Regions from separate parts of the Homo sapiens genome. Here region 2 is linked to region 1. A link is a contact called in ENCODE Hi-C or POLR2A ChIA-PET data. All regions are on one chromosome and are shown on one strand. Each heading gives the region's core, a stretch centred on a gene start or an enhancer-like site at or near the end of the contact. The rest is flanking DNA. Distances are from core to core; before and after follow the strand shown. Region 1 holds the start of CLLU1-AS1 (CLLU1 antisense RNA 1). Region 2 holds the start of LINC02391 (long intergenic non-protein coding RNA 2391).

Evidence for each region. A loop is a pair of places that touch in the nucleus more often than their neighbours do. ChIA-PET counts read pairs that join two places held with the same protein, here RNA polymerase II (POLR2A). Pooled maps may share reads with other maps.
Region 2: a map of GM12878 shows a loop between it and region 1 (7-fold over the local background). The contact joins the promoter of LINC02391 here to the promoter of CLLU1-AS1 in region 1. A Hi-C loop is called at or near these places in 3 of 168 maps with a recorded cell type or tissue (B cell, GM12878 and OCI-LY7), 37 of 37 single-sample maps with no recorded cell type and 10 of 50 pooled maps. POLR2A ChIA-PET finds 5 or more read pairs at or near these places in 7 of 52 experiments (B cell, GM12878, OCI-LY7 and 4 more).

The regions. Positions count from the first base shown.
Region 1 is chr12:92,431,224-92,436,037 of GRCh38, forward strand. CLLU1-AS1 (CLLU1 antisense RNA 1) reads right to left here and starts at 1,776. Exons shown (of 3, transcript NR_144319.2): 1 at 1,687-1,776. RefSeq lists enhancers at 1,668-1,967, 3,431-3,490, 3,511-3,570.
Region 2 is chr12:92,360,248-92,365,164 of GRCh38, forward strand. LINC02391 (long intergenic non-protein coding RNA 2391) reads right to left here and starts at 3,585. Exons shown (of 5, transcript XR_007063404.1): 1 at 3,344-3,585. All of the region lies in intron 1 of LOC105369902 (a long non-coding RNA gene), which reads left to right. RefSeq lists enhancers at 2,568-2,657, 3,138-3,187.

The DNA of each region.
Region 1 (4,814 bases), core at 526-3,025:
ATCAGCAGGGGGAGGCTTGACGGACTGGCACATGCCCTTCCAGAATGGCCCACTCGCATGCCTGCCAAGTTGGTGCTGGCTCTTGGCTGGGAGCTCAGCTGGGGCTGAGTGCTAGGGTCCCTGGGAGGTTCCTTGTGGCCTGAACTTCCTCACCACAAGGCGGCTGCGGTGCGAGAGTGAGCATTTCAAGATAGAGCCAAGATGACACTGTATTACTGTGTAAGACCCAGCCTGGGAATTAATGTAGCCTCACTTCCATCCCACTCTATTTTTAAAAAGTGAATTATTAAGGTCACCCCATATTCAAGGGGATAGGAATTAGACTTCATCTGTATTAAGAAAAATGTTTTTAAAAATTGTAGACATGTTTTAAAATTCTAAAGTCCACTTACTGGCTGCAGATTATTTATATATACATGCAAGATACACTCCTACATTCTCTTCTTAGAAGGCTCAGTTGCAGGTACAGATGAAGCTCTTCAAGTGAGATTTCTTATGTATTTATCCTCTCAATCTGAAGACTTGTAAACTAAGAGACAAGTTATTTGCAACCTACATACGCAATATTCAATGGTAAAGTATACATAGGACAGCCACTACAGACACTCTTGTTTTAAATAGAGGAAAATGAGAGCACATAACAGTCATTGGCTCATAGCAACTCTGATATCCAGACAGCAAACACAAGCAGGTCTTTTTTTAGGTCTCAGTCCTACTGCCTGGATTCCCTACTGCTCTTGGGTCTTCCCTCCAGGTTCTTGGTTCTTGGACCTCTTTTCATTTAATACTATTTCTGTTCCTTTAAGTTCAAGCTGGCAAAATATGATTGTACAATTCTGTTTAAAATTCCAGGACTTCCTGTGATTCTTATTGGGGAATACTCCATTAGACAAGAATCTCTTTGACATAAGCCATTCTCTACCTGAGATCCCTGTAAGGCTGTGATGGGACCACATAACCTTAAAATTATTAGAAGACTCATTGTTTACTGAGAGAATATGCCTAGCATATGCTTAGATCCTTAGAGGAACTCTGTTTCAAAGGGCTTATGAGACATTACCTTATATCTTTCTAAGGTACAAACAAAAGGTCTTTGGCTTTTGAGTTTGATCTTTGAGCTGACACCTTTTCTTAATTTGAGAATCCCCTGCTCTATGGAGAGACTGACAAAGAGAAATAGTTTTATATTTGAATGTAACATCTTGGATCTTTAATAGATTATCTTAAAATTTTCCTGAAAATGTAACAGTTCCTTTTTTTAAAATTCATTCTCCCTACACACTTATTATATATGACTAAAAGAAACTCCCTGGCATTTTCAACATTCTGGTTAGAATTTTTCTTAGCCCAATCTACCAGTTTATTAGGTATATTTGTATTTTCCACGTCACTGTAGGTGACAATCTTGCTAAACTTTCTGCCACTACATAACAAGGATCCCTTTCTCCAGTTTTCAGTAACAATCTACCAATAGCCTCCTCAAGGTCTACCAAGCTTCTACTAAAAATCTCTTTCAGCCCCTTCCAACTTCTGCCCACCAACTAGTCCCAGAAGCAATACCCATGTTTTAGGTTTCATTATAGCAGCATCTAGTTTCGAGTTCTCAGAACCTGTTTCGATCATGTTTCACTGTTTCCAAAACATCCCAAAACAGTAGCTTAAGACAGTAACACTTATTTTGCTCACAGGCTGTACGGGAAGCATGGCTGGAGAGGTCTCAGGAAATATACAATCATGGTGGAAGGCAAAGAGGAAGGAGGTATGTCTTACATGGCCAGAGCAGGAGAAAGAGAAGGGGAAGGTGCCACACACTTTTTAGAAACCCAGATCTCATGAGAACTTACTCACTATCATGAGAACAGCAAAGAAGAAATCTGTCTCCATGATCCAATCACCTCCCACCAGGCCCCTCCTCCCACACTGGGGATTACAATTCGACATGAGATTTGGGCAGGGACACAAATCCAAACCATAACAGTTGGCAACCCTTTTTTAAAGAAAGTAATGACATCAACTCCTTGGGGATGTGGATTGGGGGAGAATATTGGAGAGGATCCAGGGGAAGTGAAGATATCAAGTTCTTTATACATAAATAGATCTATCTTTTTAGGGAAGTAGAATATGTCATTTAGGATAGGGAAAGTTGAAGATGTTACTCTATTCAGCTTTAGGGAAACTCCAAGATGTAACACTATGTCCTGTGAATATTAGTCTTGTGGAAAGTGCTCCATTGGAAGAAGACAGAAAATGTCCTGCTGCACAGAGATCCATATCTTCATGCCACGTCTTGCAAATGCAGTCAGGGAGCTTGCTCTAAATTCGTGTTGCCTTTTAGGAAGTTACAGAGCATATTTCTTTATATCTTCTTTATTTTTGCCCTTGATAGGAGACTGCCAGGGATTCAGTTATTATAATTTTACATTTATTTATCCTTTTCTGGGAGCATCTCATACCTTTTTTACTAGAGAGGCCAAGGTCACAATTAAGATTAGGGAGACAATACAGAGTCAAGACACCTGAATTTTGCCACACTACTCTTGGGCCACTTTAATTGGTGTTTCTGGGCCTCATTTTTATTACTATTATTATTAATTATTTTATGGTGTGTATAGGAGCTGGAAGATAGTGACTTCTATTAGAATTTATTCTTATAAACAATGCTGTATGGCTCTTGGATTAAGAAGTAAATAGAAAACAAAAAGGGTCTTTGAACTGCTGTCTCTTCTAGGTCTTCTCAGAGTGCTACTGGGAATTAGATGGGATTAGATGGGTGAATTTCCTTTTTCTTTTGTTTGAGAGGTCTAGATTTTTGAAGTATCTAAACCATCTTTAGATCTAAGTTAATCTCCAAAAAGCTTTATTGCCTGAAACATTCCAGTTCTAGGAAGTTTGCATTTCTCTGAGTGTAAGGGTCTGGTCTGTAACTCCTTGAGATCAGGAATGTGTCTTTTTATCCCCATAGTTCAGCGCCTACCCTAGTGTCTTCCCTACAAGTGATCATTGAATGAAGAAAGGAATAAATTCCTTCTTCTCTAACATACATCAGAGACCTCTGACCCTTATTGGGTCCCCCTTCCCTATTGATATACCTCTCCATCTCCAGACATCCACATGGCCTCCTAGGGGTATGGGATTCTTCACTCTTCTCCTGGTACAAGCTCCTTGCCTGAAATTTTTCTGACCCACCCCCATTTCTAACCGTCACAGGTTTAGATTTTCTGAAGCAAACATACAGACAGAGTTCGAGTTACAAGACATTTAATAGGAATCGACTCTTGTGAAAGGAAGAGGGGAAGATGTGGGACTGGGCTCAGTGAGAAGCCAAGCTGTGACACAATGAAAACCTCAGCCCACCCTGCACAGAGCTCAGGAATGAGTGTCACGTGTTAGAGCTGACCTGGGTCAGGTCAACATTGCTGGGTGTTTCTGCTTCTGCCTCGTTCAGTTGTCAGATGCAAGCTGACCTGGGAAGGGTTTGACTGGGCAAGATGGCTGTCTGCAGATGAGGTCAATCAGAAGGGGCTGACAGCCAAAAGTGGTTTGCTCATCTCACTACCCACAGCTGGGTGGCAAGTCCTTCAAGAGGGAGCTGGATGATGCTTCTCCACCTCTACCACACCAAACAAAGCATTTCTTTCTTATTCTTTTTCTTCCTGTCTCCCTTCCCCCTCCCCCCTCTCCCCTTTTCTCCTCCTCCTCCTCCTCCTCCTTCTTCTTCTTCTTCCTCTTTTTTCTCCTTCCTCTTTCTTTAGAGACAGGGTCTTGCTTGGTTGCCCAGGCTGGAGTGCAGTGGCAAGGTCATAGCTCACTGCAGCCTCAACCTCCTGTGTTTAAGCAATCCTCTCACCTTGGCCTCCCAAGTAGCTGGGACTACAGGCATGTGCTATCATGCCCGACTAATTTTTTAATTTTTACTAGAGACAGTCTCACTATGTTGCCTGGGCTGGAGCATTTCTATTCATGGGTTTTGTTCCTCTGGAGCTGTGCTGTTCTCTTTGATAACATGAATATGGATTTGTATTTACCCCCTTCTGGCCATCTTAACTAATGGCCCAAAGGAAGGCCAGTGGTGAAGATGTTTCTCTACAGGGAAGTTTCTAAGTGTTTCTCAGCCTACATGTGTGAGTGTATTAATGGGAATACTGGGGATAATTGGATAGAATGTATGAAATTAGGATTGGCCTAAACTATCTGGTCCAAAGTTTATCCTAGTGGCCCTAATAACATCTCCAGTGATGGTCTTTCCTGAGGTTATAGAATGAGCTATAGGAAAGAGTGATAGTACAGGAATGAGAGGATTGGATCGTCTTTTCTCTTTGTTCTATTCCTCTATGATTATTTGATTTCTTTTTTTTGTGATGGAGTCTCACTCTGTCGATTATTTGATTTTTGTTTCAGATTAAGGCCAGCTTTCTTTGACTGAGCAGACCCACGTATATGGGAAACGGCCACACACCAAATTAAACCATTCACTGACACCCGGGCACACCCATTTTCACCACTCTGCTCTTGCCCGTGCCATTGCCTTTGCATCCAAGGGATTCTTCCTTCTGTGGCAATCTGTATGACATCCTTACTAAGAAGGCCTCCCTCAGTGCCCTTGGCCCTCTCACAGCCCTTTCCATGGCCTTCTCCACTAGACTGTGAGGAACCCAGTGTCTGGAACAGTTCATGGCATTGTTGTTAGTGTTGTCATTTTGTTGTTAAGCCTTCTGCTGTCAGTGGTCATTTCATATGTTTGCATATTTACGCCCTGCCTCTTTTTGGTATGCAGTGTGGACCCTATTGCACGGCTACTTGTGTTTCAGTGGCTT
Region 2 (4,917 bases), core at 2,335-4,834, 69 kb before region 1:
CTGGCACAACAAGGTAAATGTGTATAAAATACATCACAGAAGAGATAGATTTCTCTGATGAGCTATTTCAGTGATGCAGTAGATAGCAAATGATGATTTTGGAGTATTTTAGAGCCCCAATGTAGAATTTTCAATTTCCCCAGTTTATCCTCCAGAAATTATCACTGTGATATACCTGTGATTGCTGAAAGGCTATCGTACATCTGTAAATGGGCATGCCATTCCTGGTACCTTCTAACTTTGTGATCACTGTCCCCATGCATAAAATATGGAGTCCTGCAGAGCAGCTAGAGAAAGGGTAAGTAGCTCAGAGTCTGTATCAATGGGGAGCTGTTTAAAAATTGATGTTATCAAGTAGGTTCACACATTAAACACCCAGAAAATGTTGGGCCTCCTCCTATGTGGTTTTCCTGAATTCTTGATGCAACCTAGAAGAACTAACGTTAAAAAGTAAAGAGCACAGTACAGACAGTAAGAGTTCTGTTTGTGAAGACTAATACAGGAAGTGATGCTATGTCTGATTCTAGAATATGGTTAGAGTTTCACAGACAAGAAACAAGATCTGTAACTTGATAATTATGTAAATACAGACCTATGTGCAATCAGTCTAGAAGCTCCCTGAAGGCAGGGATGGGTTACCCATATTTTGTCTAACACTTCTTTACATTCTTCTAAGGTGCGTCTTGGACACAATAATCATTGTGAACATACTTGATAACATCAAGTATTAAATTGGGGAAATCAAAAAATACTCCAAAATCATCATTTGCTATCTACTGCATTACTGAAATATCTCATCAGAACTCTCTTTTCTGTGATTTATTTTATACACATTTACCTTGTTGTGCCAGTTTCATTTACATGCTAGTGGCCTATACATAAAAAGGTGTAGTAAGTGTTTTTTATCTAGTTGAAAAGGCTTTAAAAAAGACTTTTGTAACTTGTAACTTTTTCACTGGTTAAGTAGCATCTTAGGAAACAGGGAGAAAGCATTTCAGTTCATTATTCTTCTTCATTTACTGAGTAAAAACCATATGCCAAGTACCATACCCCTGGAGAGGGTATAAGGAGTCTGAGTGTATTACAGCTCTTACCCCCAAGAAACCACAGCAGTGTGGCTAAGTGGAAACTCAAACAAAACAGCATATCAGTTGACAAAAATTTACACATATACATTAGATTCATCGTTGCTGGATATTATAAACCATTCCTGCCATAGTTGTGAAGGACCTATTTGATCTATAGGTCTAAAATGAACCTGTTTGATATCAGAAGCATATGGCAGTAATTGACTTTCAACAATTGACTTTCCAAATTATCTATACCTAAATAATCCCAGAAAAATTATTCAATTTCAGTTATTTCAATTCAGTAGTTTGTTAGGTAGCTGAATTCTTTTTCAGTTTATGGTTGTGGTTTGTGGGTCCAGCCTACAAGAGCTTAACTAAATCTCTAAAACTCCAACATGATTATATGAGTGTATATATACACACATAAATATATGAATATATGTAATTTATATGCATATGCACACACATATATCTGAAACTTGAAATATACCATTTTTGTTCTCTCACTGTCGAATTATGAAGCACAGATCTAATGGTCAGGCTTTTCACCCAGACTACTATAGCCAGCTGTCTTTAGGAGAGTGTGGCTGAGTCCTTGTTATGCAGACAAGAAAAGGAATATTTGAAAGTGCAATGGCCCTGCAAGTGCTCAGATATTCATTGCACACCATGATGATTACATCTGAGAATCTGTTCCTCCTTTATTCTATTTTTTCTTAAGAAATGGTCTTCTCTTTAGGAATGAATATGTGGAAGCAAAATGACTAGTTTATAACAGGCAGTACTCAAAAATGTTGTGAGTACAATGCAGAAACCTAACAGTGAAATTGCAAACTGAGAAAAGGAATCAAACAAGGGCAGAAAACAAGCGTTAAGGCTCGAGAATAAATTACGCATAGGACAAATTGGTACTCATTTTGAGAAGGAGAGGAGAGGTGAATTTAAACAGTCAAGTAATAAAAAGTCATTGTTCGGTAGAGGCTGTCTAGTGTAATGTTTAACAGCATGGACTGTATCCCAAGAATTGAGTCTGAAACCTGAATCTCCCACATACGAGTTCTGTGACATTGAGCCAGATCTTAAAGTCTCTAAATTTCTCTTTTGTTTTGTTTTGTTTTGCATGTAGGGAGAGGAGTATATACTTCCTAAGGTTGTGAAAAGGATGGTTCATAATAAAAGTATGTAGCGTTATTGAGTACATACTATGTGTAGGAATGTTACATGAATAAATTTATGAACCTTCATATTAACCCAATCTGGCAAGTACCTGCACTATTATCACTATTCCTATTTAGTATTTAAGAAAACTCAGGTTTGACTGGATTAGGTGACTTGTCCAAAGGGATACAGTTCAGATTTTTTTTGTTTTTGTTTTTGTTTTATGTAGCATAGAGACTTTTTTCAACTTTTAGATTCAGTGGGTATACATGCAGGTTTGTTACCTGGGTATATTTCATGATTAAAGCTGAGGTTTGAACATGGCAGAGTGATTCTAAAGCCCGTGGTTAAAGGACTATGCTGTCATATTGGCATGTAAAGTGCTTATCATAGCTTAGCATAGAGTAAGGCTTCCACATGCAAATCAAAAGAGAAACATTAAACATTAGCTGAAGAGGAAAACCAAATCACCCACCAGGAGGAAATTGACCTGGCCCTTTCTCCCAAGTGTATCACATGATATGATGTGTGCAGGTGTCAGATGATGCTGAGATGGCCGACAGAGCTCAATTCAGAAACAAGTGATGAGCTCCTTAACAAATTCCCTCAGGAGAGAACTGCCTCCCCTCCCCTTTCAAACGAGGCTGACCTTGAAGTTGTGCCTAAATTGCTCACCACAATCTCAGGCTCAACTTGCTAACTCATCTATCCAAAACACATGCATCCCCGACTTCTCCCTATTTCATGGGGTATCAAAAATAGAGACTTGAACCTCATAAAGTTAGTACAGGCCGGGGTGTTCACCATCTTCATAGCTGATTTACAGTTGCTTTATTAAACTGCCTCTGATCTGGTCAGCAGGCTATGAATGTGAACACCTAGTTAGAGCTGACCTTGAATCCCATTGGAACAGTAGACTTCTTTATTACATTTGAAAACCTAAAAATGTTCAAGGGGAGGTGGAAGGGAGGAGAGGCAGGCAGAGGGTGCTAGGTGCTTTGTTCAACCACCATGGTTCCCTCTGTCGAGATGGAAGATGGCTGTTGCTTAAAGCTTCTGCCCATCTTTGTCCTCTGGAAATATTTGTATTATACAAATCAAAGAATGGAACGCACCTGCCTCCTCCTCATTCTTCTCCCCTCCCCGACACTGGAATGAATGCATACTCTTCACACAGGACCCACAGGAAACCTGTTACCCCAAGTAACTGTTGCATTCTCATGTGTTCAGTCACAGGAAGAATTTCAGTTTCTCTCTTCCCCACGATTGGAGATGAGGCTGAGGTCACGGGAGAGAAAGAGCCCTGTCTTGTCTCCCAACAAGAGGGGTCTGTGCAGCTGCTGGGCCCACAGCAGACAGAAGGCACGCGGCAGCTGAGGCTCTTTAGAAGGCTTCCCACCCACTTCCTGAGTCTGGCTTTGATTTCTTAAAGGGCAGATGCACTTATTCCAGAGTCGCTCCCTGATTCAGCTGTCGGGGGGAGGGTGGAATAAAAAGCTAAAGCAACCATTTCCTTTTCTGTAGCTCCTTTGCTTTGTCTCAGATCCTCTTTTCTGAGTTATCTGCTACTAAGTCTGTCTCTCCTTCCGCTCAGAGCAGCAGTGGCTGAGTTTTGTCGAGTGCTAGATAATCACTGATCTTAATTATAAACAGCCTCAGCTCAGAGGAATGGTTTTGATAGGAAAGTCAACACCAGGACGCAAGATGGGTAGGTAGCAAAATGGAACCCAAGCCAGTTTTCCAATAAAAAACAGACAAAATATATTTATAAGTAAGATTCAATTCATCCTCCACGCAGTAGCAGCCTGGAGGCTCCTTGTGAACTGACCTCTGTCTACTGTCCCCTTTAAACTTTTTTTTTTTTGATACGGAGTCTCACTCTGTCGCCCAGGCTGAAGTGCAGTGGTACAATCTCGCCTCCCTACAACCTCCACTTCCTGGGGTCAAGCAATTCTCCCGCCTCGGCCTCCCGAGTAGCTGGGATTACAAGCACGCATCACCACGCCTGGCTAATTTTTTTTGTATTTTTAGTGGAGACGGGGTTTCGCCATGTTAGCCAGGCTGGTCTCGAACTCCTGACCTCAAGTGATCCGCCTGCCTCGGCCCCCCAAAGTGCTGGGATTACAGGCTTGAGCCACCATGCCTGGCCACCCCTTTAAATTTTATGCTTCAGTAATAGTGTTGATTTTACCTCCAAAATACAGAGCTGTTTCATGCTTCTGTGCCTTTGTGGACTCTTCCCTCTGCCAGAAATGCCTTCTTACTGTGTCTTCCTGGAAATATCTTATTTGACTTTTAAAAACTGGTGCAGACATCACCGCTTCATCTCCCTCCAGTGTTTTTCATTTAATTGGTCTGGGATGTGGCCTGAGCCCTGGGAGTTTTAAGTGCTCCCCAGGTGATTCTAATCTGCACCAGAGTTTGCCAATCACTGCTTAAGGCCAGCAGTTTTCAGACTTGAGCAGGCATCAGAAACAGCTGGAGGGCTTGTTAAGGCACAGATTGCAGGGTCCACCCCCTGAGTGTAGAATTCAGTAGCTCTGGAGAATTTGTATTTCTTTCTTATTTTGTTTTCTCTTTTGTTTTGTTTTGTTTTGTTTTGTTTTACTTTTATGTTTTTGGATCTTGTTGCATACCAAGTTTTTTTTGTTGTTGTTTTTTGTTTTTTAAGGGATTTGCTGATGTTTTT